3 separate regions of the Mus musculus genome follow, and all the other regions are linked to region 3. A link is a loop called in an ENCODE intact Hi-C map of the cell type or tissue named here. Cell type or tissue: left cerebral cortex. All regions are shown on one strand.

Region 1 (2,500 bases), 76 kb before region 3:
ACATACATAAAATACACACAGGCACACAAAACATGCACATATATAAGCCAAAATAATCTATCCAAATACAACTGTATCAAAATCTCAATGATATTATCTACAAAAGTAGAAAAGTCTACCCTAAACTTTTAAAAGTCTACAAACTCTCACAGCATCCTGAATAGTCAAGCTGATCTTGAAAATTAAAACCGGAGCTGGGGAGATGGGACAGCCTGTAAAGCACCCGCTGCAAAGGTCCCCGAGTTCAGGTCTCAGCTGGGGAAGATGGAGCATTGTGGCGACACACGGTCAGATGTTGCCCACAATGCAAATGGACTTAGCAACAGAGCACTGTTAAATATACTCACCCCACTAAAATAGAAACCGGAGCTGGTACGATGACTCAATGGGTGAAGATGCTCGCTGTCAAGCCTGGCATCCCAGGGCAATTTCCAAGACCCACACGTTAGAGGAAAACTTTCAAGAGTAGGTTCTCCCTAGCTTCCATGTGCTTATCTACATAGCATGCGTACACACGTGAGCACGCACACATGCCCACGCTCGTGCACAAACACATACATACATACATACATACATACATACATACATACACACACACACACACACACATGTACAAATAATGTGGGAAAAAAACCCTGACAGAATGCTAAGGACACTAGTAACATTCGACATGCTCGGCTCTGAAGCAGGTACAGTGTAAATAATTCATGACTGGCAGCTTAGGAAACACAGCAAGAAAGGTTTGTCATGTACATTTGGGTTTCGGGCAGAACAGCAAGAAGCAGTGTTTCCTACACAGCACACAAGCCTAGGTCAGCTCTGAAAACTGATGCATATACAAGCATCATTTCACAGGCTGTGGGTGTAGAAGAGGATTCTGAGTCACAGAGCTGGAGCCCATTCACACAGGAGCCTCAGACCTGCTCCTAGAAGGGTCTAGACCAGCCACCAACTACTGCTTGAATCTCTTCTATACAATACCTTCGCTCCCTTCCTCAGCAGCAGGCTTTTCCTGGGGCAGCTCCCAGGCTTAGAGTCCTGACAGTTGGTCAAGCCTGCGTGCCTAGCCTGCAGCACATTGCATCTTCCTCAACATCAGAACCCAGAGCATCAATGAACTGCAGCGCACACATCCTCTCCTGATTTTTTTTTTCTCTTCCGAACTTGAAATTCTTAGTTCCTTCAGCTCTGAGTGAACTTACACTCCTCTGCCCACATCCCTCTGAAAGGACAGTGCTAGTCAATTTAAGGAGCCTCTGCCTTGCTGATAAACACGTGCAGCTCCCCGGGATGAGACAGGCATCTTAGCTCATGTGAGTGTGCCTGCTGTGAGCTCTCCAGCTTCAGGGACTCCTTGGAAGCCGCCTGCTCTGCTCTGATGCCCTCTTTGCATTATTCTCTCTCTACAGAGGTAGAGCCCCAACTGTTTTTCCTTGTGTTTGGCATGAATTTAGTAACTTGGATTTTCTTTCTAAGACTTTGATCAGAACCCAAGGAATCTCAGGCAATTCTTCAAGACCTCAGAGTGCTGCATACACTCACGCAGCACAGGGCCTGGGCTCTGCCTGCTCGCTGCTCTCTGCTACCTTCCCTCACATCCTCGTCACCCAGCTGTCCTGCACAGAGGGCAGATACTGCCGTGCTATGTAACAGCATAGACATCACCTCCCCCCCCCACACACACACACACACACTTACTTGTCACAGCCACGTGTCGGTTTGCTTTGCCCTCATCGATCACATCCATGACCTCCTCCGGGCTTGACACAAACCTCTCGGTGCACCCCTGCAAGAGTCAAAGGTAGGGCAGGTTGGCCATTACAGCGGTTGCAAAGCAACAGCATCTCAAAGCAGCTAAGCATCCTTTCTCCCCCTAAAGGTACAGCTAAACAGAAAGGCAATGATGCTGACCAACAGTGCTTCCCCCTTGCCTGGGGCTTGGATTCTACATTAAAGAGAAGTATGAGCCAGCCAGCCCTGGGAAAGCTGGAAGAAATGCTTTTTAAGCTCCTGTTCATACCCTAAAGCAATGCTTTCAGGAGCCAGAAATTAAAAGAAGAAAACTTATGAGAGGGGAGGAAATGAGAATGTACTGCCTCACCCTCCATCATTCATCATTTCAGCACAATAGACAAGGCCACAATAGGCTTCGGTGAGGTTCAGAGCATACACCACTGCATTCAATCCCAAAACCTCTTTTATATACTAAGTAGTAGTACTTAAATAATAGATTTCATAAAGAGGGCTGAGTATAATAGCTCATAACTTATACATGAAGCACTGGATTAGATTCTCAGCAACAAATAATAATAATAATAATAATAATTTACATACAGGAAAGCTACAGTTGAAGAACCTAAATACTGGCTGTTGGGGTTTTTTATACTTATATCAATGTTATAGATAAACTATGCCTTTGGATACTCTTTATAGCATCTCATGCAGTATTTGCACAGACCAGAGAAAAGTTAGCTGCATTGCCCCAAGTCTTTGCATACCT
Region 2 (2,500 bases), 60 kb before region 3:
TGTACATTAGGCCATGAATTCATATGGAATGGGCTCCAACAGCTCAGGCTCTTTTCCGTTAGTCCTCACAGAGTGCGCTTCTCTGCGTGGCGCAGGCTGGCGCTTCAGCTGAACCCAGGCGCCCTTCTCTTTGGCTTCCTTTTTCTTCTGGTCGTTCTCCTTCACCCACTTCAGGAAGCTGTCTTTGCTCTTCAAGTGCTTGATGTGTTCAATCCGCACATTGATCCTCTTGGCCAGAATTTTGCCCTTAACTTGCTTATTTACAATGATGCCCACGGCATGCTGGGTGACATTGTAGACTCTTCCAGTTTTGCCGCGGTAGCACTTATGGGGCATTCCTTTTTGAACAGTGCCCATTCCCTTTATGTTTACAATATCATCCTTTTTGTAGATTCACATGTATGTGGCCAAAGGAACAATGCCATGTTTCCTAAAAGGCCTAGAGAACATAGGTGCCTCTCCTCTTTCCCTTTGTGTTCATCATTTTGGTGAGTTACTGGAAGATGGCTGTGGCAGCCAAAAGCTATCTGACTATTTTTTTAAATGAAATTTATTTTTTCACTTGGACAGACAGCTCAACCAAGGTTTTTTAAAAACTAAATTCTTGAGATTTTACTGCTCATTGGCACTTTAAAACTCCCCAAGGACAGAAGAGTCTGGCTGAACCTAACCACCTCTGCTGTCACACCCATCTCACGCTTTGCTGACGCTCTCACACCTCAGACACCGACAGTGCAAACTTACCTCCATGGTATGAGTTTTTCCTGATGAAGTCTGCCCATATGCAAAAATTGTTCCATTATAACCCTCAAGGACATCTGCAAGCACAAGAGAGATGAACATTAATTCATTATGCTGCTCCTACACTGGCCTTGGTTGTATGATGTAAGGTTGCAGTTCCTAATGGCCCATCTCTGTCTTCTTACAAAAATGATATGTGCCAACTGCATGTGCTTTAAGTATGATTGTGAAATAAGAAAAGAAAGGAGAGTCTGCTGTCCCACAAATAAGGAGAAAGGGTCTCTCATTTCTGCAGACTGCGGGACTCCAGGGGAAGAGTCTTTTTCGGCTACGTGAAGCTTTCGCCTAGGTGTTAGTCTCTTGAGATTCTTGGAGAGGAAAAGCCAGCAGACTTGCAGTTTCTGGAGATTAGAATAGAATGTGGTGCCTGAAGGTTTGGTCTCGGTCAGCTTAACTCTGGATCCTTTGGACCATTTCCCATGAAGGCCTCACGGAAGTCCCATCACAACAGACTAGAACTAGGGGAGCGAAAGGCACCACACTGCAAACCGAGCTCCAATCACCCTGGAAACTAGCAGGCCTGACTTAAATTTAATGCCTCTGGTTTTCTTTCACTGCCTCACTAGGAGGATAGCCTGGACCCATCAGCATCAGGAATTTCTCTTAATTACACAATAAGTGCACGGTGAAAGCCCACACGCGAGGCAGGCTGGCTTCGGTTTCACACAGGGAGGAGGGGAGCCGTGCGGGTGGGGGCTGCTTTATGTTGCAGAGCTGAAGATCATCGGTGGGAATTCTTTCAGAGCAGCAGAGGTGATTAAAACATATTCCCTCCTGCCTCCCCCTCCTCTCTACAACCATCACAGAAAGGGAAACAATGCATAATTAATATCCTTGACCCACCACTCTGCACCAAGGGAGGAATTCTTAATGTGGTTGATGGTGAGGGCAAGAAGTGCCCTGAATAGAGGATGCTACTTGGGGCCATGTGAGAAAGTGTGCCAGGCCGTCACCTCCATGTATTTCAGATTGGGGTGGTTCCCTCTCCTCTCTGAACCTGTTTGTGCTGACTGTGGTGGTGGTGGGGGGGTGTTGATGGTGGTTTGTTTTTCTTGCTAGGTTTACAAAAGGAAAAAAAGAAAAAAAAAAGCATACCTATTTTACTATTCTGAGATTGTTACAATATGACTTGGGATCAGAGAAGAAAAGTATCGAGATGGGGGAAGGGAGCACTCACATGTATCTGTCTTCTACAAATGGTTTTTGAAAGCGGTTTCCCTAGTAACAGCAGAAAGAAGAGAGAGAAAACTGAAGAAGTCAGTGTTAGGGTTAGAGGTTTAAGCTTCAGTTTCCATGAAAATGTCAACTCCCAGAGAAAAGATCCCCCTGGGGCTGGGGTCAGAGTGCCAGCGTGGTGCGCCTCCACACTAGCATGAACATGATGAGCATGTACTTTGAGGGACCCAAAGAAAGAGGTTCCATCCTACAGTTGAGATTTTAAAGTTCAATGCTCACAACGCAAACAACTTCAGGCCGTTGGAACGCCAGGCACTGTCACAACAGAAAGCTTTTTATTTACTAGAAACTAAACACCTCTCCTCAGACTGAGGCCCTTCCTCCCTCACACTCCTGTGTAGGTCGTGCTCTAGGATTTACTGGTCTGGGCCAACATCCAGCCAGCTTCTGACCTCGCTCCTTTCTTCTGAAGTGTGGCAACCTGCCGCACCCTAAAGGAACCTGACTCCAGAGCCTACGTCCA
Region 3 (2,500 bases):
CTCTCCACGCGGCTCGAATACAAAGAGGGCACCATGAGACACACACTCTAGGGAGAGCAGGTTAAGAAAGGGGGCGCGGACAAAACTAGTTTATTTCCTTTGGTGTACTCCCTTAAGAACTGTAAGGGAGTATTCCCTCCCTTTCCCCGTAGCCAGGCTGCAGAGAAGGAGCTAAGTTGGGGAAAACACTGTGGGAGGAAAGGTGGGGAAAGGTGATCAAAAGGGAGACTCTGGATTTGCTTAAGTAACTTCTGCTCTTGATACAGAGGGTTATTTGGGAACTCCCTCTCTTAGCAGATTCGAGAATCTGCTCTCCATCTAGAACGAAGCATATGAGTCTATCTGCAGACACTAGGGAGAAAGGACCTGGTGGGGGTGGGGGTAGTCCACAGAAAGCACAAATCCAGGACAATTGGGATGATAGGAAGCAGGAAACATAAGAGACCTCCCAGAGACACCAAGAGCACTCCTCACCTTCCACAAGAGAGCAAGGTGAAACCGCCTATGGAGGGCCCAGGAGATTTTGTTTTTCTTGCACCTTTCCTCCATACCTTTTTGACTAAGGTCTTGAGACAAATCGAACCCTGGAATGCCTGGATGCATCTGTGGGTTGTGGAGCTGACACTTTTGACCAAGACCTGGGCATCCCTACTTGCTGGCAAGCCTAAACACTGCCCACGCGGCGGCTAGAGTGGGAACAATAGGCCCACCCGAGCCCCCACCCGCGAACAATGGCGGACCTCGCACTCCCCCGCCGCCCCGCGCCACCACCGCCGCGGGGGAGTCACCAGGCAAGGGCTCTTTTACGATCCACCCGCGAACCCAGCCCCGCTGGGATGTCGGAGGTAGCGTCCGGAAGATCCCCACTCAGGCTATGGTGCAAAGCCGGAGGAGGGGCAAGACACCAAGGCCACTTACCCCGATCACCACCGTCTCCTCGCCTTTGAATTTGGGGATGAATTTGTCCCCGCGGAGGATCTCCGCTTCGTTGAGGGGCCGGAACCGGCACATCACTTTGATGCTGCATTCGGCTGGATCCGCCATCTCGGGCCGCAGCAGGAGGGGGCACAGGGATGGGGTGGGGGGCCCGGCTGGGCAGCGCCACCGAGGAGGCCGCGAACCAACCGCTGCCCGCTGCTAGGCCGCCTCCCGCAGCTTCTCAGCAGGTCATCTCAAGCCTGCGCTGGACGCCCCGCAGCTCCGCCGCCGGGAAGGAGAGCAGCGTATCAGGTGGGCCGCCCTGCTGCTGACCTCCAGCCCGGTCCTGCGCCCCCGGCCCACCTGCCCGCAACCACGAGGCGGGCGGACTAGGCGATGCTCAGGGAGCAATCCCCGCCCGGCTCAGACCTCCCGGGCTCGGTCGCGCTCAGCCATCCTGCATCAGCACCACCGTGCTCCGGCACCTCCAGGCCCGCCCCTCTGCCCCGCCTCGGCACGGTGACGTCACTGCAGAGATCCGCCTCACCCTGGGTGTAAGCGCGGCGCATCCCGGGACTTGTAGTCGCCACTCTACCTGCAGGTGGGAGGGCAAGGCTTGGATTAGCTTGAGAGGACCCCCGGGAACTGCAGGACTGATGGGGCTCCACAAGCCAAGAACAGAATGGAAGTCATAGTTAATATTCCCAGCTAAACTCTATAAAAAACCAGGTCACATCTTTTCCTGAAAGGAAAAATACTTATCAGCACAGTGTACAACTGAACAGCCACAGAGCGTTTCCCTGTGTTGTAGAGTTTTTGCAAGAGTCCTAGGGAAAGCAGGAAGGAAATGAGATTTGCATGGAAGCCAGTTATAAAGGAAATGCTTGAACATAGGTAATTCAAAATTGTTCACATCCGATCAAAATCAAGGATTTTATCACTGCAACGCTAAGTCAGAAAACAAATTCACACACCCACGTATTTAGCATGCTACTTTAGAGCTTGAGGGTTGAAGTCGGTTTTTTGAGTCCTAAGTCAGGAACATTTCAGTGTCGCGTGGCGGTGCATGCTTGGAATCCCAGCGTTCAGAAGGCAACTTGGGACAAAAAAATCCCAAAATCAAAAACAAGAAAAAAGGAAAAAGAAAACAAAAACAAGAAAAAGGGGGAAAGAAAACAGGAGCTCTGTTATAAGCAATCATAGATCAATTTCTAATGATGTTTAGAATCCTGCAGAAATGAACAGATTGTATAGAAGATCAAATCTAAGACAAGCCTAGGTTCTCATACAGGTCTCTCTTCTTACTGTAGGCTCCCTCCTCTCCTATAACATCCATGCTTACAATCTAACAGATTCTAACTGCTTGTGACTTCTTCTATTCCACTTGTCCTGCTTTGTTTCTGATATTGGCTCAGGGCCATTTGCCCTGCCGAACTGGTTCATTCCCATCCATCAATCAGTAAGTATCTCGGGGGCCCTATGGAAGATAATAGGAACATGGCCAAAGCCACTGAAACAAATGAAGAGCTTAGAAGAGCACAACTTGCTTTGCTATATTCAAGAAGCTACTAAACTGCCAAGC

The links. Peaks named below come from ENCODE experiments on the same cell type or tissue, not always from the same donor. Only the 100,000 strongest peaks of a DNase experiment are listed, where the experiment ranks them.
Region 1: it touches region 3 in a loop (2.6-fold over the local background); 2 of 42 quality-filtered maps call a loop at or near these places.
Region 2: a loop joins it to region 3, with 1.9 times the contacts of the local background. A loop is called at or near these places in 2 of 42 quality-filtered maps.

What each region holds. Positions count from the first base shown.
Region 1 is chr2:49,694,054-49,696,553 of GRCm38, reverse strand. Kif5c (kinesin family member 5C) reads right to left here. Exons shown (of 26, transcript NM_008449.3): 6 at 2,499-2,500; 7 at 1,699-1,786. Among named protein-coding and RNA genes, the nearest start is that of Gm46738, 52 kb to the left of the region's middle. In left cerebral cortex, no CTCF peak of the experiment used is centred here; DNase peaks (open chromatin) are centred at 360, 953 and 1,245; H3K27ac peaks cover 1,346 bases.
Region 2 is chr2:49,678,483-49,680,982 of GRCm38, reverse strand. Kif5c (kinesin family member 5C) reads right to left here. Exons shown (of 26, transcript NM_008449.3): 3 at 745-818. Among named protein-coding and RNA genes, the nearest start is that of Kif5c, 60 kb to the right of the region's middle. In left cerebral cortex, no CTCF peak of the experiment used is centred here; a DNase peak (open chromatin) is centred at 1,350.
Region 3 is chr2:49,618,206-49,620,705 of GRCm38, reverse strand. It overlaps Kif5c (kinesin family member 5C), which reads right to left and starts at 1,420. Exons shown (of 26, transcript NM_008449.3): 1 at 919-1,420. The coding sequence starts at 1,044. In left cerebral cortex, a CTCF peak has its summit at 1,495; DNase peaks (open chromatin) are centred at 338, 713 and 1,433; H3K4me3 peaks cover 1,746 bases; H3K27ac peaks cover 1,640 bases.